Linked DNA regions of Homo sapiens: region 2 is linked to region 1. A link is an interaction called in ENCODE POLR2A ChIA-PET data of the cell type or tissue named here. Cell type or tissue: PC-9. All regions are shown on one strand. Each heading gives the region's core, and the rest is flanking DNA. Links, peaks and the distances in the headings are about the cores only.

Region 1 (12,139 bases), core at 2,973-7,972:
AGGGTCGGGGCACTCGCCTCCAACTGGGAGCTATTTACCTAGGGGGTTTCCCTCAGCTCAGAGAGGAGCATGCAGACCTGACAGTCTGTCTTTTTGGTTCTCAAGATGAAGAAACTCTTCAGTCTCTAAGCACTTCCGGTTTTTAGCCCAGCTGACCCTCTCGTCTTTGCCTTAGCCTCTCCCAGACACAACTGCCTACTATAGGGATCCGTGCTAGGGAAGGACGTGGGCCACCTTGCTTTGGGTGCTGAGCTTCGGCAGCGGGCAACGGACTTCCTACCCTAGAGTTTCTGCCTAAGCAGGGGAGGACAAAGTCTGGAGGATCAGCTTGGATAGAACCTGATAAGTAGGAGGCAGGCTACCAGTTGCCAAAGTTCAGCACCCCTAACTAGAGGCTGACAAGGTTCTTTGCCTAGCAAGGAACCTTATATTTGGCAGAGGAGGAGAGAATTCAGTGAAGAAGAGCCATGTTGGGGGGATGGAGGAGCAGGAGTCTCTGCCCTGGACAAGCTCAGTGTGTTGGAACAGGTAGACACAGAAATGACCGCCTGAGAGCATGCCCTCTGCCCTTCAGTGAGGGCCTCTAAGGGGCTGGTCCTCCTGTGCTGTGGGAGGGAGAAGGAACTCCAGGTGACCGTGGCATCAGGCTATTCCTCCCACAGCTGGCCCTGGAGGAACCCTGGTAATCTGATGGGCTAGGAGCGGTCCTCCGGGAGTGACATTATTTCCCCCGTTCCTCTGGTTCTTTACTGCCAAATATTTGTCAGCTGGAAAGAACTGGTTGCATTTTGATTCATAGGCTTGTCTCTTTCAGGCGGTCCATGTGACGATTCTAGACACGGAGATTCAGTTATCAAATACAGCATCCTCCAGTGGTCCGCTTGCTTTGATGAAGACCACAGCAATGCTTCTTAAACTGTCATGGGCAAGATTTTTAATCTACTGCCCACTGATATTTTTGTTTCTAAAAAATTAGGGAAATAAAACAGATGTATAAGATACAAGCCAATTTTTTATTATTAGATTCAGAAAATTACATGACAAAATTACCCTGTCAAACTGTTATGGCTATTTCTAAGTGTTATTCTCAGTTGCTATGCACATCTCATTGTGGAATGCAAGAAACAGTTGTTGAACCTGGGACCACACTTCCAGTTGCACTGGTGCAGACATTGAACGTGGATTTAGCTCCCATTTGTATTTAGGTTAGCCTGAACAGTTGTTTTTAGAAAAGTTGGATTAAAAATCCAGAGGATTCACAGGAAAATCCAGCTTTTCCTGAAAAGTAAAAAGCTGCAGGCAACAGAAGCCTTGTCAACAATTGGGTGGGGCTGGATAGCAGCTGCCCCTTTGAAACCCGGCACACAGCCTTCTGTTGCCTACAATTCCAGCCTCTCCCTCTTTTCTCACCCATAGGCAGGTTCCCTCATTTAAGCTACTTGCTTGACTGCAGAAAGCATTTGAATCTGTGTATACCTTAGCAGGATATCCACTTGAAATGAGCTGCTTCAGTATTTTTCTAGCCTCCCCACAGGGAAAGACCACTCTGCAAAGGTCAACGGAACCCATCCAGTGTGGTTCCGAGACTGGAGGCTGTAGTGTAGTACAGAGTTGCTGTGAATCACTGGGTGTCCTAGATATTCTCTAGATAAGTGGATCATATACTTCACATCTATATGGGTTAAAATCTTTAGATGCTATTTTGATGAATATAACAATTCATTTAATAATTTTAAGTGTTACTGAATACCTACTAGTTTGTTTTTTTGTTACTTGATTTTTCTTGGTTAATAGGTATAGAAAGTAAAACTATGACTGCTTTTATTTTTAAAATGTTCAAGAAGGGATACTTCCTTATGAAAAGGTTAGGGGACTGCTATTCCATATTAGTTGTCAGCATCACACTGTTTTGTGCATGTACCCCCTAAAAGAATCTTGAAAAACAATGTATTCCGGGCTCTTTTTAAAAATGATAGCTACAGTTTGGCATCCTAAGTGGAAGTTGTTGCAAAGGAAATAATATCTAGTATATTGCAAAAAGTTGACATTTTAACATAACATCACTTTAAAAAATGTATCCAATAGGATCCAAATACCACAGCAATCGGATACCCATCATCGTTCACTTAAAAAATTCATGAGCAAGCTCTTCTTTAACACTGGCAGGTTTTATATCATTTTTTTCTCCTCGAATTGATGTAGCCATATTTATATCTCATCAACAAAATAAATATAAATTTTAATTAAAAAATTATGTGTGATTATATGGCTCTAAGAGTAAAAGATTTTTTTTTTGAGACAGAATCTTGCTCTGTTGCCCAGGCTGGAGTGTAGTGGCGTGATCTCAGCTCACTGCAACCTCCACCTCCCGGGTTCAAGTGATTCTCCTGCTGCCTCCTGGGTTCAAGTGATTCTCCTGCATCAGCCTCCTGAGTAGCTGGGATTACAGGCATGCGCCAGCATGCCCAGCTAATTTTTGTATTTTTAGTAGAGACAGGGTTTTACCATGTTGGCCAAGCTGGTGTTGAACTCCTGACCTCAAGTGATCCGCCCGCCTCAGCCTCCCAAAGTGCTGGGATTATAGGTGTGAGCCACTGCGCCCGGCCAAAGTGTTAACTTTTATTGATAATATATATATTAATCAGGAGAATATGGCTTTTCTTCCAATTAGCTTATGTAGCTATGGTTGACTAATATTATCTATTACTAGACTGACAAGTTCAGCATCAATTCTGTTTCTAATTTGTTGTTCACATATGTGCGTGCACGTGCACAGACATACTCAAGAAACTTGATAACATATATAGGTGATGTAAGTAGTTTTTTTAATAGCAATATTATCCCCAGATTCTCCAAACTCCTTCTGAATCATTTGTCAAAGATCTCATGGCTTGCCAGAAATCAGTTGTGATGAAACTCTATTTCAGTCTTGTGGAGAGCAAAGAATAAGAAGCCATCTGATGAGCAAAAGTACTTATTTTAAGTCATTGGAATGATTCTTCCTCTACATTGATTTTTTTTTGAGGCAGTGTCTTGCTCTGTCACCCAGGCTGGAGTGCCGTGGCGCCATCCTGGCTTACTGCACCCTGGCTCAAGTCATCCTCCACCTCAACCTCCCAAGTAGCTGGGACTACAGCTATATGCCACTGCAGCAGGCTAATCTTTATATCTTTTGTAGAGACAGGATTTTGCCATGTTGCCCAGGCTGGTCACGAACTCCTGGACTCAAGCGATCTGCCTGCCCCATGAGCCATCATGCCTGGCCATCTCCACACTGATTCTGAGACCTAATTCTTCCTTTGCTGGTGCTCATGGTTGGGGCCATGCACCACAGTAAGATTTGGAGTGTGTCCAAGGTATGCATTTCTTCAGTAAAGTAGAAGGCAGGAGATAAAGAGGTCACCTTGATGTTAAGCTCTTTCTCAGACAGTTACACATATAAGTTGAGGAAATTGATTCCCTTAAAAGTGGACTTTTCTGTGTATCCCTTGGAAAGTCTTCATGCATCCACAGTTTGAAGACGGCTGTCCTAGAAAAAAGTCAGTTCTGGGTTCTTGCAGTAAACAGGAAAGAAGTGGAGGTCAATGTAGCCAGTGATTGTACTAATAACACATTATGTTTGAATTGTCGGCCCAGATGTATTTTGTGGCCCATTCTATGGGAGCTTAGGAACTGCGAAGGGGATCTTTCCCGGGAGCCTCTGGCTCCTCGTGGGGCTGCTGGTGGTTGGTGGCTAGACTAGCATTTACAGCACTGGCCTTTCTCATAGTTACCGTTTGGCTCAGGATGTCATTAGCTTGGTTCTTCCTTTTCCACTGAGATAATTTCAGTGAGAATAACCTGGACATGGTTGTGCTCCTCTTCACCCCACCCTTTCCCTCTACCATAGACTGAGTTGAAGAACTACTCCTATTCCTTCCTAGGTATGGTCAGCTGTCTCTCCTCACCCTTCATTCCCCATTGCACAAACCACCTTCTCAGGTTGTTGTTGTTTGGAAGAAGATAGTTCAAAGCGGGCTGGGCGTGGTGTCTCACACCTGTAATCCTAGCACTTTGGGAGGCCAAGGTGGGCAGATCACATGAGGTCAGGAGTTTGAGATAAGCCTGGCCAACATGGTGAAACCCTGTCTCTACTAAAAATACAAAAAAATTAGTCAGGGGTGGTGGTGCACGCCTGTAGTCCCAGCTACGTGGGAGGCTGAGGCAGGAGAATCACTTGAACCCGGGAGGTGGAGGTTGCAGTGAGCTGAGATTGTGCCACTGCACCCCAGCCTGGGCAACAGAGTGAGACTCCGTCTCACAATAAACAAACAAACAAATAAACAAAAGAAAATAGTTCAAAGGAAGCCACAAACTTTTTTTTTTTTTTTGAGACAGAGTCTCGCTCTGTCACCTAGGCTGGAGTGCAGTGGTATGATCTCGGCTCACTGCAACCTCCGCCTCCCGGGTTCAAGCAATTCTACCTCAGCCTCCAGAGTAGCTGGGACTACAGGCATGCGCCATCACGCCCGGCTAATTTTTGTATTGTTAGTACAGACGGGGTTTCACCGTGTTAGCCAGGATGGTCTTGATCTCCTGACCTCGTGATCTGCATGCCTTGGCCTCCCAAAGTGCTGGGATTACAGGCGTGAGCCACGGCACCCAGCCTAAGCCACGAATTTCTAAAGGAGATAGCTGGTAATCCAGCGTGCCCTTTTGTTTTTCTTTTTCTTTTTTCTTTTTTTTTTTCTTTTGAGACGGAGTCTTGCTCTGTCACCCAGGCTGGAGTGCAGTGGCGCAATCTCGGCTCACTGCAAGCTCAGCCTCCAGGGTTCACGCCATTCTCCTGCCTCAGCGTCCTGAGTAGCTGGGACTACAGGTGCCCGCCACCACACCTGGCTAACTTTTTGTATTTTTAGTAGAGACGGGGTTTCATCGCGTTAGCCAGGAGGGTCTCCATCTCCGGACCTCATGATCCGCCTACCTCGGCCTCCCAAAGTGCAGGGATTACAGGCGTGAGCCACTGGGCCCGGCCCGCCCTTTTGTTCTTTACTTGTATTTTCTTCTTTGTAGTTCTGGGGCTTTGCAAGAATTTCCAATATGAGCTAAAGCAGCCTCTGGAGGGTAAGCCGGTCTTCCGTGCTCCTGGCTATTTAATCTGTTCTCACCAATGAGAATACTGAGGGCTTTAAGCAGTCAGTTCCGGCTGGGGGCAGTGGCTCAGGCCTGTAATCCCAGCACTTTGGGAGGCTGAGGTGGGTGAATCACCCAAGGTCAGGAGTTCGAGACCAGCCTGACCAACATGGAGAAGCCCCATCTCTACTAAAAATACCAAATTAGCCGGGCATGGTGGCAGGCGCCTGTCATCCCAGCTACTTGGGAGGCTGAGGCGGGAGAATCGCTTGAACCTGGGAGGCGGAGGTTGCGGTGAGCCAAGATCGCGCCATTGCACTCCAGCCTGGATGACAGAGCGAGACTCTGTCTCAAAAAAAAAAAAAAAAAAGTTTCATTCTGGAGTCACCTTAGGGATTTGGGCTCCATTTTAGGGTGTACCTGAGAAATTCAGTCTAGGACACTTAAAATAATTTTAAATCAAATGTATTCTCTTAGATGGTGATTGGAGAGGATGAGATCACTGGAGGCTGTATACAAAGAGAAGAGAGACAGAAAACAAAACCCAGGGATCATATTAAACTAATACTTAAAAGGATCATCAGCAAAAGAGATTGGGAAGAAATAGCCAGAGAAGAAGACAGAAAACCAGGAATTTTTTGTTTGTTTGTTTGCTTTTTTTTTTTATTTTTTGCAAGGATGTTAAGGGTAGTAAGAGAATTCAACAGTGTGAAAACAGCTAACAGATCACAGAAATAAACCGTTGGTTCTGGCCTAAGGGGATGAGTAGCTGTCTTGGCAAGAGCAGTTTCTGGAGAGAAGTAGCAGGTGGGAAACTACAGTGGGTGAGAAGAAAGTGGGTGGTGTGGCCAAGGAGGCAGTTATTGGAGACAACCATTTATTTATTTATTTATGTTTGTTTGTTTGTTTTTTGAGACAGAGTTTCACTCTTGTTGCCCAGGCTGGAGTGCAGTGGCGCGATCTCGGCTCACTGCAACCTCCACCTCCCGGGTTCAAGCGATTCTCCTGCCTCAGCCTCCCAAGTAGCTGGGGTTACAGGCATTCACCACCACGCCCAGCTAATTTTTTTGTATTTTTAGTAGAGATGGGGTATCTCCATGTTGGTCAGGTTGGTCTTGAACTCCCGACTCCAGGTGATCCGCCTGCCTCAGCCTCCCAGAGTGCTAGGATTACAGGAGTGAGCCACCGTGCCTGGCCAACACAACCTTTTAATAAAGATTGCATTGTGTTGGAGGCATATATAGGTATATATGAAGACGGGCACTGCGTCAGCATACTAATAATGCGGATGATGGCAAGGAGCCAGCAGAGAGGGAGAGCTTTCAGCTGTGAAGAGAACAAGGACAAATAATAGTGGAAAGTGGGAGAAAATGTCAGAAAGGTTGCAATCTAGAGGGGAGTAAAATTTATGATGCATTGAAAGTCTCCCCCACTTCCTTTTACATGAGGATGAGAGAATAGAATGTGGAAACGAATATGTCTCCATCATCGCACTCACAGGGTGGTTTTCTGTTTAATTTGCTCACTAGTTTTCGAGCTATTGCAGGGGCACTTCACATATTTAGCTCTGTATTTCCACTTTTTTTTTTTTTTTTTAGATGGAGTCTCACTCTGTTGCCCAGGCTGGAGTGAAGTGGCATGATCTCTGCTCACTGCAGCCTCCGCCTTCCGGGTTTATGTGATTCTGCCTTCTCAGCCTCCTGAGTAGCTAGGCTATAGGCATGCACCACCACACCCGGTTAATTTTTTTGTAATTTTAATAGAGATGGAGTTTCACCATGTTGGCCAGGCTAGTCTGGAACTCCTGATCTCAGGCGATCTGCCCACCTCAGCCTCCCAAAGTGCTGGAATTACAGGCATGAGCTACCGCGCCTGGCCTGTATTTCCACTTCTTTTTGTTTGTCTGTTTGTTTGTTTGTTTGTTTTGAGACAAAGTCTCACTCTTGTCCCCCAGGCTGGAGTGCGATGGTGCTATCTCGGCTCACTGCAACCTCCGCCTCCCGGGTTCAAGTGATTCACCTGCCTTGGCCTCTCTGAGTAGCTGGGATTACAGGTTCCTGCCACCAGGCCCAGCTAATTTTTGTATTTTTAGTAGAGATAGGGTTTCCCCATGTTGGCCAGGCTGGTCCAGAACTTCTGACCTCAGATGATCCACCAGCCTTGGCCTCCCAAAGTGTTGGGATTACGGGCGTGAGCCACTGTGCCCGGTATTTCCACTTCTTAACTCAACTTCTGCACTTAGTAGGCATTATGATTAGTGAGTATAATTTTAGTATTTATTGATGCAATCAAAGTTATTTTTTTAAAAACAAAAGGGTAGAGCATTAGGCTCCACTTTTTTTTTTTTTTTTTTTTTTTGAGACAGAGTCTTGCTGTTGTTGCCCAGGCTAGAGTGCAGTGGCACAATCTTGGCTCACTGCACCCTCCACCTCCTGAGTTCAAGCAATTCTCCTGCCTCAGCCTCCCAAGTAGCTGGGATTACAGGCGCCCACCACCAGGCCCAGCTAATTTTTTTGTATTTTTAGTAGAGACGGGGTTTCACCATGTTGGCCAGGCTAGTCTTGAACTCCTGACCTCGTGATCTGTTCACCTCAGCCTCCCAAAGTGCTGAGATTACAGGCGTGAGCCACCGTGCCCCGCCTAGGCTCCATTTGTAAGACAAACAACGACAACAACAACAACAAAAACAACCCACCGTGGGCCAGGCTCGGTGGCTCACGCCTGTAATCCCAGCACTTTGGTAGGCTGAGGCGGGTGGATCACGAGTCAGGAGATCGAGACCGTCCTGGCTAACATGGTGAAACCCCATCTCTACTAAAAATACAAAAAATTAGCCAGGCATGGTGGCGGGCGCCTGTAGTCCCAGCTACTCGGGAGGCTGAGGTGGGAGAATGGCATGAACCCAGGAGGCAGAGCTTGCAGTGAGCCGAGATTGCGCCACTGCACTCCAGCCTGGGCGACAGAGTGAGACTCCGACTCAAAAAAAAAAACAAAACAAAAACAAAAACAAAACCCACCAAACAAACCCCCAAAACAAAAAAACAAAAAAACCAACCCATGACAGAGGATGAAAGATAAAGGAGAGCAGTTCCTACCAAGTTTCAAGCCTGGCTGCTAATTTCTCCATATGCATGACAGTCAATCAATCATCAATCAATCAGGAAACAACCCAGGTGCATTATTAAGTGGCTTCACTTTTCAGGTCAGCTGTGCTGGGTTGGCTGCATACAAACATGATTTTAAATTTCTTATTTCCACAGAGAAATTCAAAGACCTACAGTTTATGTATTCAGAATCCTCATGATGTAGACACACTACTCAAAATACATTGTAGAGATATTAAGAAATACAAGTCACAAGACCAATACAAAATATTAGATGTTCTCCCCCAAATTCTTTAGCTTGGGATTTGTTTTTGTTTGCCACGTAGCTTTACTATTGCAGAACAGTTTTGTGATGTGCCTCTTCTTCTAGGACGTGGATTTGTTAAGAATCTGCCGCAGTAAGAATATAGGCAGCTATATAAACTGTCCAAGTGAGAACTCCCTTGGTCCAAAAGATTGTCAGCTGTTTTAATTGAATCCATTTATTAGCCTGTCTCATCAGCACATGCTCCTAAGATTGTGTACAAGAATATGAATACATATCCAGGGCTAGACAATTCATGATTTTGTTATTAAAAGAAAGTCACTGGTAGAATTCCATCCATAAATATTTGACTAGAATTACAGAGGGACTGGCAGGCTGCATTCATTCAAATTGGCTTTACTGGTCAACTTTTCAGTTGAAGCCTGTGAGACATTTGCCAAAAAATGAGTGAAAAATCAAGCTCTATCCCAAAGTGTAACTTGGAAGTATCCTAACTATTTGTAGGGCAGGTCTTTAGCTGGTAACCCGACCTGGTCAATTCCTTTCTAAAATAGCCCCTGCATCTGTCTCATTTTCTTCATTACTTCTATTACCAGCTGATCCAAGCCTTTATATCTCACCAAGCAGTTACTGCAACAGTTGCCAACTGGTCCCTGTGCTTCCAGGCTCTCCCAACTTCAATTCAAACTCTGTCAAGGGGACGTTTTTTTAGATCACCACTCCCCCTTGTTCATTTCTTTGTTTAAAAATCTAAGTGCAAATTCTGGTATATTGTGATTAACGCTTAAGAATGCCTGTCTTTGAGAGGAAGGTGTTATAATATTAATGAACAGTGCTAAATACACTGTACGTATCTATAATTTAATCTTTGAATGTATGTTACTGGATTAGCTCCCTCCTCCTTCTGTGTGATGGCATCATGCATGGAGTCAATCAAATCCTTGTGATGTTTTGCATGGACTTTGGCAACATGTAAATAATGTGTAAAGCAAGTTTTTATGATGAAGGAATCAAATTTATTGAATTTTATTATTGAAAGTTGAAACTTAACATGTATGGACAAAAAACAATAAAAGAATATACTCTTTTCATGGACAACAACAACAACAAAACTACGTGCCTCGATATTGTTTACTGAATCAAGTAGAGATTTTATTTTGAAGCAAGATTATTTATTAGCATAACTAAGACCATATGCCTTGATTAAAAGTAACATAAAAAGTAGAGAGACTAGGTTCTTTCTAGGAAATGTCAAGGAAGAAAGGCATTAAAGAACTGTGAGAAATGAAAAAGACTGTAGTTCAAACCAGGGTCATCCAGGGCCTGGTGCTTATATGACTGTGGGAAGGCCTTTTTAAAAAAAAAATTAGAAAGTACATACATACAAAATTAGATGTAGGTCTTGGAAGGAATCAGGGCTTAGGCTTTATTAGCTTAGTAGTAAATCTACCTCTGGGTCAAACAAACATGGCCTAATAACTGAGTTTATTTGTTTTGAATATTCATATTTGGATCAAAGTGATACAATCATGTGGTATCAACTCAAATTGTGCAGAAAAGTTTATAACAAGATTCTCTGGTCCCCCACCCTCCTCATCCTTAGTTCCAGCCCCAGAGACAACCTATTTTAGCTTTATCTTTCCTTTGGTGTTTATCACAAAAGGTTTAGTAATATATGCTCATAATTTTTTTATGATTAATCAAATTTAAATAGTACCTATTGACTCATTGCTATGGCATATGAGGATTTATCTTATTTTATGCCACCTCCTCTCAATGTTTGGTAGTAATTATTATTGCTTTTATTATTGTTTAGTAGCTTAGTCTAGTAACTAGCTTTAATTTTAGTTTTGTGTAATTTAGAAATTGCTCCATGATCTAATTCCACTGTCATTCAATGTGTAGCATTTCTGCTGGTTTCTTTTGTTGCTTCCCTTGCACACTAGATTCATAGTGCCCCTCTCTTCCAGCCCCACCCCCTTTGCCTATTGAAGTCCTTTCCATCCTTCAAAGCCCAGATCAATTCTTACCTCATCCATAAATCTCAGCTGTTCCAATAGACTTTGTTATCTCTCTTTGAATGCTTCTCACTTGACTTCTGCAACACGCAATTTAGCACTTAATTATAAAGCTTATTGTTTGTTTTTGAGCCCAGCCGCCTCCCCCTCCCTGGAGCCAGTCACTATATCTGTTGCAAGGCTGGCTCTCAATAAGTGTTTATTGAACTGAATCATTCTGTTCTCTGTTTCAGATTTGTGAGTCTTACCTGCCTCACTAGATTATAAATGCCACATATTCTTGCATTTTCCCATAGTGTAAAACATAGAGTAGGTACTCAATAATAAAAATTGTTGAATAATTCTGATCTTTTGCTTCATCCACATTATCTTGTAGCATTTCTCCTGCATTTACTGGAAGGTAGGAGAGGGTAAGTGAAAGCATACTATTTAGTTTTAACTCTGGGCCATATTTTTAAAAATATATTTTATCTACCTTTTCTTCGTGAGCGTAATTCTTTTTCCTCATTCACTCACTGAGTTCCCAAGAAGGTTGTTAAATATGGCTTAAAAATTATCCTTCAAGGCAGTTTTTGTGTGCAGAAAAGATTACTGAGTTTTTTCGCTTTAAAAATTAATAATCAATTAATTAATGTTACAAATCCACACATGTAGTTCTTTTTAAGCTTTTAAGTTCAGTTTATAAATCTTATTTTTCTGTTTATAAATCGAGCAAATTTTAACAATCATTTTTAAAGCAGCCTTTGACTAATATTTGGTCCTTTTCACAAACTTAAATAAACAGCCTGGAACACTTTAAATTTCATTTATGATTTAAATGTGCTTGATTTTCCTTTTATAGACTTTAGTTGCTTGCTTTAGCTAACAGACCTTTTCTAAGTATTTAAATAACTGTTGTAAATCTAACAAATCAAATTCAGCTATGGGAACACTAAAATCTCTTAAATCTTCCAATATTATATCATTAAAATTGTGTAAATCTAAACTCTAAATCAATAACTCAATCATATATTTTAAGGTGGAATTACAGGGCTGAACTGTTACATGAAGAGGCCAAAGTCTCATGTGACTTTTTAAATTCCAAATATTCACATATCCCTTAATAACAAAATTATAAAGATTACAGGTTTTTTTTTTTATTAAGCATTTATCAACTCAATTTCCAAAATTTATGGGAATTAAAGGATGCTTATCTGGCTGGTCATGATAGCACATGCCTGTAATCCCAGCACTTTGGGAGGCCGAGATGGGAGGATTGCTTGAGGCCAGGAGTTTGAGACCAGCCTGGTCAACACAGTGAGACCGTGTCTCTATAAAAATGTCAAAAAAATTTTTTTAAAAAGATGCTTATCTATTATGAAGCAAATGTATTACCCTGATGAATTTTGAGGATTGCCCTCAGTCTTAGTCAGTTCCAGCTGCTATAACAAATTGCCATAGACTGGGTGTGTTAAATAACAGAAACTTTTCTCACAGTTCTGGAGCTGGAAATCTAAGATCATGGCACCAGCATAGTAAGGGTCTTGGCAAAGGTCGTCTTCCTGGTTTACAGACGACAGTGTTTTCATTGTACCCTCACTTGGTGGAGAAAGAGATCATTTCTCTAATGTCTCTTATAAAGTCACCAATCCCATTCATAA
Region 2 (12,139 bases), core at 3,623-8,622, 130 kb after region 1:
AAATCAGAGAGAAAGAAGGAAGTGCAGTTGAGAGTGAGCACATAAAGCACAGTGTGCGTATTAACGGGTGTAGGAGAATCTGTAAAGCGATGAACAGATCTCAGAAGAAGGGACTGGTGTAAGTTGTGTTGTGCTTTTGCTTTTAGCTGAAGAAAGGAAGGCAAGTTTGGAGGAGGAAGAGGGTTGGTTGTGTAGACTTTGAGAGCACAGAAAGGTGTGTTATCTCCTGGCTCTAAGGATCAATATGCAAGTCCTCTAGAGAGAGAAATTGCTAGCAAAAGCAGAAAAAACTATGTGTCTCTGTGACCCAAGTGGAAGGGTGGAGGGGGCATTACTCCCAATGATAAACCGAATACCGTGCCTCTGCAGCATCCTGAGAGATTGCTGCTATGTAGTCTCATTAGGAGACAGCCTTGTTTTAGGGGAGCATCTGTAATCAAGGTAGTGATGAGGTACTGCCCTCAGTGACTTCCTGAGACCATCCACCATGAAGGCGTCTGGATCAGAAGAGGAAGCCTACTGTTAGCATCAATGGTGATTCATTTGTAAGCACTCATGAAACACCATCTGAGAACTTCTAGTTATAATTAGATGAAAGTTCCTAGGGAGTGGCATAAGAATGTGGGGACAGGTGTCAGTGATATTTTACTTATTCTATTAATATGCACCTTCTGTACCAGGTTCGAGAAGCTTATTATTATCCCTGTTGGGAGGGAGGCTTACCAAGGGTAAGTAATGTGTTTGCTGCATCTAAACAAGAAGTGGTAGAGCCAGGATTTAAAGCCATGTTTATCTGCCTCCAATGCTTATTCCTGGTACCACTACGCTGTACAAACTTCCAGTAGAATCCCAAAAGCTGTTAAAATAAGAGGAAAATTTAAAGGGGTAAGTCTTCAAGTCATGTGTCGGATCTTAGACAGTGAAACTTGAGACATGATAGAAAACAGTGGCTCAGGCCGGGTGGCCATGGCTCACGCCTGTAATCCTAGCACTTTGGGAGGCCGAGGCGGGTGGATTTCTTGAGCTCTGGAGTCCAAGACCAGCCTGGGCAACATGGTGAAACCCTGTCGCCACAGAAAGTACAAAAATTAGCCGGGTGTGGCTGTGCGTGCCTATAGTCCCAGCTACTTGGGAGGCTGAAGCAGGATTGCTTGAACCTGGGAGGTCAAGTCTGCAGTGAGCCAAGATGGCACCACTGCACTCCAGCCTGGGTGACAAAGTGAGACCCTATCTCAAAAAAGAAAAAAAGGAAACAGTGGCTCAACATGGAAACTAAAAATCATCTCTGGCCATGGGAGGAGGAACCTCTTCGTATCAACAAAGTTCAAACATGGGTAAGTTTACTAATAGATGTTCTTATAATCAAGTGTTAATTTGGCCAAGTTGTTAAACTTGTTTGGGTTTAATTTTCTATCTGTGAAATGAAGAGAATGAAAGCATCTGTTTTGTAGGTTCATTGAGAGAAGTCACACAAATACAGAGTGTGGTAGATTGTATTTTCCAAAGATGGCCATACAAATATACATATCTGAGTGCCACATGCATTTCTTAAATTGTAACTGACACCTTCTTATTTAATGCTGAGATTTATATTTTCTGGGTTTGGATCAAGACAGAAACTTCCATTTTTGATCAACAGATGCAGCAGAAGTGATGCTATGTGACTTCCAAGGCTAAGGCCATAGAGAGGATACAGCCTCCATCTGATTCCTCTCTCAGGACACCTGTCCTTGGAACTCAGCTGTTATGCTCTGAGGAAGCAAAATTAACTTGCATGGAGAGGCCAATATAGAGAGGAACTAAGGTCTTCAGCTGAGTGCCACCATTGTACAGTAGACACGAGTGAAGACGCTTTCAGATGATTTCAGCTCCCAGTCTTTGAATCTTCCATCTGAGACCCCAGACCGTTGTGGATCAGAGACAAGCTGTCCCCACAGTGTCCTGTCCAATTTCCTCTACAGAATCTGTGAGCATGACACATTGCTGTTTCATGCCACTGAGTTGTGGGGTAAATTCATATGTGTCCTTAGTAACTGGAACAGATTTTGATGCCATGTAAAATGGTACAAAAGAAGAAGAAGATAGCTCGGGAATTTTTGCAACTTGCTTCTTATCTATTAATTTAATTTGGTCCATTGCTAGACCAAGTACGTAAGAGTTAATTCTGTATCTAACAATTTAGTAACCAGATTGTCAGTAAAATGCAAGCAAAATTTAGAAGGACAATGATATTTTGTCCTTCTGTCTTGTATTGACAGATTCAACATGGTACTGGTTCACTTTCAGCTTCTGACAAAGGATACTTTTGTTTTCCTGGTCTCTCTCTTTTTTTTTTTTTGGTTGAGATGGAGTCTTGCTCTCTTGCCCCGGCTGAAGAGCAACGGCGCAATCTTGGCTCACTGCAACCTCTGCCTCCTGGGTTCAAGTGATTCTCCTGTCTCAGCTTCCTGAGTAGCTGGGATTACAGGCGCGCACCACCACACCCGGATAATTTTTGTATTTTTAGTAGAGATGGGGTTTCACCATGTTGGTCAGGCTGGTCTCAAACTCCTGACCTCATGATCCACCTGCCTTAGCCTCCCAAAATGCTGGGATTACAGGCGTGAGCCACCGCGCCCAGCCTTTTCTGCTCTCTTACAATTGTTTTACCTGAGCGCTTACTAATTTACTCTTAGCTAAAGTTCTCCTGTTCAGGAATGAGGAAATTCTAGTAGCCAGCTCAGAGGTGGTCAACCAGAATTCTTGTATTATAGGAGCTCATAATAATAAAACTTTATATTTATAGATGGTTTTGCACAAGGTTTTTACATCCTTAATCTCAAGTGAAGTTTACTAATGCATTTGTGTGGGCTTGGCATATAGTGGCCAGAGACTATACTGATCTAGTATGTATTTGCTGCTTCTTGCAGCTGTTGAAATATGTGATACAGTATATGCATACTAAAGATAAAGATGTACAACTAGGGGGAAGAAACAAAGAAACTAGTGCCTACTTTTGGCATCTATGTGAGAATGTTAAGAAATAGAATTCTGGGGGTAGAGTCCTATGGGGACCTGGTGAATTGGCACATGGCCAGATGCTATGTAAATACATAGCAGCCATCCCACTCTTGGAGGAGAAATAAATACTATGAGAGGGTTGGGAAGGTACAGAAGGTCATTTTGTAACTGCCAAGACCTCTGAGGGTCTAGGATTTTATCTACTTGCAAGCTGACAGGTTAGCCAGCCACAGTTTCAAGGATGCTGGTTGGAGACTTGAGACTCCCAGGTCAGAGGTAAAGGACAGTAGCCAGAGAATTAGCATTTTTGTCCTAATCCCTAAGCTCCAGTTCCCACAGGAGCTACATAATAACTGCACACTCAATGGGTTTGTTACAGAAGAGTCCCCGAACTTAGGGAATCTGAATCTTGTGTAATATACATTTAGCATGCTTGACCTTTGCTTTCAGAGAGAAACATTTTCTTTATTACACTGGACAGTAAGCATACCTGCCTTTTGCTTCAGTGGGAAATATCGCCTTTAAAATCATGGCGAAGCTGTAAGCAACCTGCTCTTTGCTTTGGAGGGAAACACACTGTCTATTATTTCCATGCTGTTTGCTATACAAATATCCTTGAAAAGATAGTTCAGAACAAAAGGCCGTCAGTACTTCTGCTTATAAGATGTGCAGAAATATTGAGAGATCCATGGAAAATTGTCTGCTAACAATAACTCCCAATCTTCAGAGGATCCAAATAAATTGCAAACCAACTATTATTGTTAGGCTAGTGATGAAGGGTCAATGACAGCCATATGCATCAGGAAAATTAGAGGGAAATGTGTACTATAACTTGAATTTACATGTTTTTTCTTCTTATCTGCACTTCAGGATTGTCTCCATCAATGGGGTAGCAAAGACAACTTTCTAACAATTCAATTTCCCTGTAGTTCAAGTCTGTCTTCTTTCTATATTGGTTTGGGGACCTGGTGGCTACCATTGAGACTCTGAGCAGCATCATTCACATTGACTCTGTGAAATAAACAGAATGGGTACTTATTCTTTCCAGCTGATGGGAAAGGACATTTACCCATGGCTGGCTTTAGGGAAAAGAACCCCATGTGATAGGCTGGTAGTGACAAATGCAGAAGGATACTAAAAAAAGCTGAGTTCCTGAGACCTGCTTAAAAGAAAAAGGGGCTTCATTGGAAGCTGCTTTGCATTAGATATGGCGTTGGTCACTCACCTGTTTTCTTCCATATCCAATCTTTACCCTTTTTCTGTTCTACTCGATTAATTACTTGCACCCTTTGTGAAGGAGAAATTAAACAAACTGCTTATTGGCTCAGCAAGATGATAAAATGAAGAAAATTTATTACCAGCAGACCCATCTAAAAGAAATGCTAAAGGAAGTAGTTAGGCTTAAGGGAAGTGATACTAGAGAAACTTGAAACTTCAGAAATGGAAGAGAATGGTAACTGGGTAATATAAAAACTGTCTGGTAATATTAATATATTAATATTAAGAACTTAATATTTTAAGTTCTTAAAATATGTATGACTATTGAAAGCAAAAGTTGTAACTTTTGGCTAGGCATAGTGTGGCTGGAAGCGGTGGCTCACGCCTGTAATCCCACACTTTGGGAAGCCGAGGCGCGTGGATCACCTAAGGTCAGGAGTTCAAGACCACTGTGGCCAACATGGTGAAACCCCATCTCTACTAAAAATACAAAAATTAGCCAGGTGTTGTGGCACATACCTGTAATCCCAGCTACTGGGGAGGCCAAGGCAGGAGAATCGTTTGAACCCTGGAAGGGGAGGTTGCAGAGGGCTGAGATCATGCCATGGCACTCCAGCCTGGAGGACAAGAGCTAGACTTCGTATATAAAAAAAAAAATTGTAACTTTGGTAGGGTTTCTCGGTATGTATATGCAAAGCATCTGACAGCTGTGACACAAACGGGAGAAGGCAAAGGGTTGCAGGACTTCCATGTTTTGCTTGTAGTGGTAAAATATTCCATCTAAATAGACTGTAAGAGGTTAGGTATGTATTTCATTATCCTTAGCGCAATCATAAAAAAACTATACAAATAGATATAGCCAAAACACCAACACATAAACTTAAGCGGAATACTAAAAAAAAATTCAAAAATAGTTAAATAAATTTTCTAGAATTGCAAAATATCGTCATTGAAATGGAAATGCAGTGCATGGTTTAATCAGCTGGTTAAAGACAGCTAAAGCAAAAAAATTTATAAACCGAAAGTTAGATATGAGAAAATTGCCGAAAATGCAGCACTGAGATAAAACAATCAATTGTATTGATAAGGAGAGACAAACATCTTTTGAAAGATTTCAGATTATATCTAAAGTGAAATAATTGATGAACAGTGTAATCATTTATCAGTTAATATTCAGTTTCATAAAAGTCAATTGACCATTCACATTAAAAAAATGTTGTAACATATTTGTTGACGCCTGCAGATTTAGACCCTCTGCTCAGGACCAGGTTTTACTTCTGCATCTGTGCATTCATATACCACTAGAAGGTGAAAACATGGTTTGGGGTCTGTTTTGAAGTATGAGGAGAAGTTGGTTAGGGTGCTTGCCAAAGTGCCCTCATCCTTGTGGGCACAAACATCCACTGCTACTGATTTGAAGAAAGTGGTTCTGTAATTTCTACATCCACCTGCTGCAAACTGCAAAATTCCTTGGCAACACTTTCAATTCCCTTAGCAACTCAAGGTGCATGAGTCACTAGGCTGAAAGTGGAGCTCAGCCAAATCTTGGTGGGATCATAGAAACCCGCTCCCTGCTTGCTTTCTCGAGGGAGCTTCCTACTGGGAAGCAGCAGAGGTGCCCCTGGGCCTGACAGTTCCCTGTGGACATGCGGAGGGAGGCTGTTCTTAAAATGTCACTGAAAACAGAATTTGGCAGCAATGGGGACTTAGCGATCAGCTCTACTTCACCTTAGAGAATAAGAATCAAGGTTGTGCAATATTAGTAGATTACATGCTAGTCAAATAATAACAGATCCTGTAGTAATAAATGTAACAACTTTACTATTTATCTGTCTAGGTACTGTCTTCTTTAATCCTTTCAACAGGTCTAAATGGCAGGCATGTTTATTCACATTTCACAGATGAGGAAACTGAGGCTCAAGAAAAGATGAAGTCAAAATTCTATCACAGACTTATCTAGCTCCAAGGCCTCTCTATTACCACTGTGCTGTCTCCTAGGTAATTCGCAGTATTATTGACGACTGTGGATGTGTGAATCGATAATGCTATCTATTCAAAGTGTATATGATATACACATATACACACCTATATAGGCACTTTTAAATTATATCCATAATGAAAGACGGCTTTGTTAGAGTGAGACATAACCCAATATGGAAACTCACCATTTTGTATGTCTTAGATTCACTTTGCTGGACATCTTCTTACTTAAGGGCCCCTTGCCTAGTGAAGGGGAGTCTATGACCAGCTTTAGAAAATAGGGTTAGGTTATCAAATGTCCATCAATGATAGACTGGATTAAGAAAATGTGGCACATATGCACCATGGAATACTATGCAGCCATAAAAAAGGATGAGTTCATGTCCTTTGCAGGGACATGCATGAAGCTGGAAACCATCACTCTAAGCAAACTATCACAAGGACAGGAAACCAAACACAGCATGTTCTCACTCATAGGTCGGAGTTGAACAGTGAGAACACATGGACACATGGTGGGGAACATCACACACCGTGGCCTGTCAGGGGGTGGGGGGCTGGGGGAGGGACAGCATTAGGAGAAATATGTAATGTAAATGACGAGTTGATGGGTGCAGTAAATGAACATGGCACATGTATACCTATGTAACAAACCTGCACGTTGTGCACACATACCCTAGAACTTAAAGTATAATAAAAAAAAAGAAAAAAAAAGAAAAAAAAGAAAATAGGGTTAGGTTATATTCACTACCCTTTCTGGTAGTTATAGTTTTGTTGGTCAAGCTTTTGGTATAGGCACTGGAAATTGTTATTGGTTTATTTGGGAATAAGTGAGTGTTAATTTTACACACACACATGCAAAATACATTATCATTATTTCAGATTTTACATAGCGAAATGAATCACCGGACAGCTGAGGTTATCTATTCACCCTAGAGCCTTCTCAAGAGCATGCCAGCAGATGATCATGAACCTATGAGTCCTCCAGAAAAAAACAGGCCCTGCTGGGGCTCAGCAGCTAGAGGATCAGGTCCTGGAAGGGCCTTATACGCAATCATAGAGCACAAGGATGCCTTCATAGTGTGTTTTAGGAGGTTCTGAGGTTCTGAAAGGCCTTCTTTGTGATACAACACATTTAATTAGACCAACATTTGCCATAACCAGTTTGTGTCCAGTAATGCGTCAGGCTCTGGATGTACAAAGATAAAGAAGTCAAAGTCCATGGCCTCTCAGCTTTCCCCATCCAGTTTGAAAGGAGGACAGGAAAGAAAATAGTGGCGCTGTAACAACAATCAGGGTTGCATGTGAAGCTCTATGAGGACATATATGTGCGTATAATTAATGCTGTAAGATGGGAAGGTAAGAGAAGAAAGTCAGCAGAAGCTGTAAGAAGATATTTAGGTTGGATGTAATGGCCGAGTTAGAATGCAGCAGGGTTATGAGGGCACAGGGCATTGCAGCCAGAGGGAAGTGTGGGAGTAGAGCTTTGAGAGCCGAGCCTGGGAGGCTTTGAAGAGTCACGGGATGGAGACTGGAAAGGTGCAGAGGGCCACATCACAAGGAATGTGGCTTTATCCTGTTGGCTATAGTTAGCCAACATCAACCAAACTGGGACACTTTTGAGAGTAAAAGGAGGTGCTAAAAATAAGTGGAACTTAATCTTTTGAATATTTATTGACCATCAAGTTGACTCTATTAAAAACTTTTTGAAAAAAAAATCTTTTTTTTTTTGGAGATAGAGACTCCTTCTTTCTCCCAGGCTGGAGAGCAATGGCACGGTCTTGGCTTCCTGCAAACTCTGCCTCCCGGGTTCAAGTGATTCTCATGCCTCAGCCTCCCAAGTAGCTGGGATTACAGGTGCGCACCACCATGCCCAGTTAATTTTTGTATTTTTAGTAGAGATGGGGTTTCACCATGTTGGCCGGGCTAGTCTCGAACTCCTGACCTCAAGTGATCTGTCCACCCCAGTTTCCAAAGTGCTGGGATTACGGGCATGAGCCACCACGCCCAGCCTGAAAAAAATTCTTAAAATATAAAAATATTGCCTGGGCACAGTGGCTCATGCCTGTAATCCCAGCACTTTGGGAGGCCGAGGAGGGTGGATCACCTGAGGCCGGGAGTTTGAGACCAGCCTGACCAACACGGTGAAACCCCATCTCTACTAAAAATACAAAAAACTAGTCGGGCATGGTGGCATGCGCCTGTAGTCCCAGCTACTCCGGAGGCTGAGGCAGGAGAACCGCTTGAACCTGGAAATCTATAAGTTGCTTTGGACAGTATGGTCATTTTAATGATACTGCTTCTTCCTATCCATGAGCATGGAATGTTTCTGCATTTGTTTGTGTCATCTCTGATTTCTTTGAGAAGTTTTTTGCGGTTCTCCTTGTAGAGATCCTTCACCTTCCTAGTTAGCTGTATTCCTAGATATTTTATTCTTTTTGAGGCAATTGTATAGGCACATATTTTAATCTATTTCTTATCTAAATCTATCCTTAATATCATGCCATTAGTATCTTTCTGAAGAATATATGTATTTTCAATATAATCTTATTAAAATGTTCTAATAAAATTGAGTAATAGTCAAAGCTATATATATATATATATATATATATATATATATATATATATATGTTTTTTTTTTTTTTTTTTTTTTTTTTTTTGAGAGAGGTAGTCTCACTGTGTTGCCCAGGCTGGAGTGCAGTGGTGCAATCTCGGCTCACTGCAACCTGTGCCTCCTGGGTTCAGCCTTCCATGTAGCTGGGACTACAGGCGCATGCCACCATACCTGGTTAATTTTTTGTATTTTTTTTTTAGTAGAGATGAGGTTTCACCATTAGCCAGGATGGTCTTGATCTCCTGACTTCGTGATCTGCCTGCCTAAGCCTCCCAAAGTACTGGGGTTACAGGCATAAGTCACCACTCCCGGCCTCAAAGCTCTATTTTATGGTAAATAAATTAGAATGTTTGATGACTCCAATGAATTATTCTCTTTTTTTTTTAAATTAAGAAAATACTTTCCCTTCAGAAACTGAAGCATATTCAAAATAAATTCTGCTCGATGTAGGATATTCGCAATGAAAAAATTTTTTTATATTAAAATGTGTAAACATCTCAGGTTGTTTCCCCCCTCTATTCAGTGTATTTTTATTCAACAAATGTTTTTATAAGACAAAAACTCATCAAATAAGTCATCTGTGTTTATGATGTTTTTGAAGTTTTGCCAAATATAAATGTTATAAAATTATAAGTTTTTTTATTCTACTCCAGAACAGAATATAAATTTGTTGAATTAAAAATAGTTGCTCTGTCAAATGATCTCCCTAAAAGTAATATATTCTGAAGAACAATTATCAAATTTGAAAACAGAAACTTGTTTACCCTTTAAGCCCTTTTCATTTGATATGTTCAGTTCCTCCCTTGTATTAGGAAGAATAAATTTCAATGTCTTTATTGTTATAAACCTTATTTTTAGTAACCAAAATTTACTAAAAACTTCAACACTTTTTTGTTGTTTTATTTATGGAGTACTTTTATTAAAGAGTTCCAACTAATTTTGAACAAAATGCAACCATAATTTAGAGGACTTTTTAATTTAAAAATTCAATTCCATTGTAGGACACTGGGGTTAATATAAAAAATTCTTCAATGGCTCAAACATTTTTTTTTTTTTTTTTTTTTTTTTGAGATGGAGTTTTGCTCTTGTTGCCCAGGCTGGACTGCAACTGGGCAATCTCAGCTCACTGCAACCTCCGCCTCCCAAGTTCAAGCAGTTCTCCTGCCTCAGCCTCCCGAGTAGCTGGGATTACAGGCACTTGCCACCACACTTGGCTAATTTTTGTATTTTTAGTAGAGATGGGGTTTCGCCATGTTGGCCAGGCTGGTCTTGAACTCCTGACCTCAGATGATCTGTCTGCCTCAGCCTCCTAATGTGCTGGGATTAGAGGTGTGCGCCACTGCGCCTGGCCCCCAGGCTCAAACATTTCTAATATTCAGTTGATTGTAGGCATCAAGAAAAAGAAAGTTTGTATTGCAGTATTGAATTTTTTTTTGTCTTCAGCATGTGTCATCCTAAATTTTATGTAGTTAAACCACTTATATATAGAAGTGATTTAAGTATACCTATATATGTAAAGTTTGATAATTATAGTTTTTATTTTGAATGGTAGAATATCACAGCTCGTATTAACCGACTTATGAATTACATGTACACCACAACCAATTCCAAGTAGAGCTCTGCTCCATAGTTTCTATGTTTTTAAGTTTTGTGAGATCATTGTTTTTACTACGATGCTGGGCTCCACCAAAATTTCTAATTGTTTTATCACAACAACAAAAGTTTTAACTGAACTTAAAATAGCATTCACAAAATGTCAGATGTTTCAACTATGCCAGAATGGGCTATATTTTTATTTCATAAATCATTGAAAAGAATAGAAGTATTTTTATAATTAAGTGATTTTCAATTTGAAGCTGAAGACTGCTGTAAAACTTGTACTACTTAACCATTTTATCAGGGAAGATAGTTCTCTTCAACCAAGCACAGAGCTTTGGCAAGGATGTACATGGGGCAGTGAGGGAGGAAGGGCACAGCCACATAGCCAGCCGGGTTGGCAGCCACATCAACCTTGGTGATCAATATGGTGACAGATGTTGTGAATAGATCACCCTCACATCCACCATTTAACTATTTTAGAAGTTTTTCTTCTGCTAATGGAGATAACACCTTGATAATGATCACTTTATTTTCAGACTCGCACAAGGAAACTTGGAATAAAAAATGAGTAAAGTTAATTTAGAAGATGCATTTGATCTAAATAAAAAGTCATGCTTCACAATGTGATGTGTGTATTTTCTATAGCTGCACATGTGAAATCACCATCTTTGGGCACAGCCTTCTCTTGACTGTTAGAGGAGTTTCTGATATTTCTTCATATTTGTGTCTTCTGGTTTTCATTGGGCCAATAATATCAGTAGCTCAAGTGGTAGATGGTAATTCTCAACAAATATTTGGTATGAGTTACTCTTTCATTGTCAATACTTTTGAGAAGTGGCAAGTCAGCCAGGTGTGGTGGCTCACACCTATAATTCCAGCACTTTGGGAGGCTGAGGCAAGAGGATTGCTTGAGCCCAAGAGTTTGAGACCAGCCTGGGCAACATAGGGAGACCCTAATCTCTAAAAACAAACAAATAAACATTAGCCGGCCGTGGTGGCATGTTCCTGTCGTCCAAGCTACCTGGGAGGCTGAGGTGGGAGGATCACTTGAGCCCAGGAGTTCAAGTCTGTAGTGAGCTGTGATCATACCACTGCACCCCAGCCTGGGTGACAGAGTGACACCTTCTCTTAAGGGAAAAAAATAAGAAGGAAAAATCTGTCCTAATTTTTTATAAAACTTGAATTTTTTTTTCTTTTAAGCTTATTGCTGCTGAATGGTTTATTGTAAAATAAAAATGCATTGACAATAAAATATATTTATTTTATCTTAATAATTATGTATGGTGTAAATCTATAAGTATTTATAATAAAATCTGTATTTATGTATGATATTTCATATGTAAAAACATTTATTATATATGCATATTTATAGATTTTCACTATACAATAGTTGAAACTTTGTTTTAAACACACTGTTACTGGCTTGAAAAGATGATAAACTTGTAGAGTAGGACCATTCAGACTATTCTGTATAGACTCTGACAGGATTGGTCAATCTCTATTCCTTGTACATATTTTACTTATGTTTCTACCTGATTAACCACCTGTCACCCTGGTGACTAGGTGCACCTGGAAGGCATTGCCATTGGACTAGAAGGAGCTTACTGATCCTACCCAATTATATCCAAGTACACTTCAACTTATGAACGAATTATGAGTGAATAACCCTATATGTTGTCCTTGGAAGGGAAATGTAAACTAAGTTGGATCTTGAAAGGGTAGAGGAAAGAG

The links. Peaks named below come from ENCODE experiments on the same cell type or tissue, not always from the same donor. Only the 100,000 strongest peaks of a DNase experiment are listed, where the experiment ranks them.
Region 2: POLR2A ChIA-PET joins it to region 1 with 5 read pairs; 5 of 35 experiments call an interaction of 5 or more read pairs at or near these places.

The regions. Positions count from the first base shown.
Region 1 is chr3:177,361,537-177,373,675 of GRCh38, forward strand. No RefSeq gene overlaps it. Among named protein-coding and RNA genes, the nearest start is that of LINC00501, 73 kb to the left of the region's middle. RefSeq lists enhancers at 1-129, 4,309-4,810. In PC-9, for the core only: no CTCF peak of the experiment used is centred there; no DNase peak of the experiment used is centred there.
Region 2 is chr3:177,492,683-177,504,821 of GRCh38, forward strand. All of the region lies in intron 1 of LINC00578 (long intergenic non-protein coding RNA 578), which reads left to right. It also overlaps the pseudogene RN7SKP52. Among named protein-coding and RNA genes, the nearest start is that of LINC00578, 57 kb to the left of the region's middle. In PC-9, for the core only: no CTCF peak of the experiment used is centred there; a DNase peak (open chromatin) is centred at 5,739; H3K27ac peaks cover 425 bases.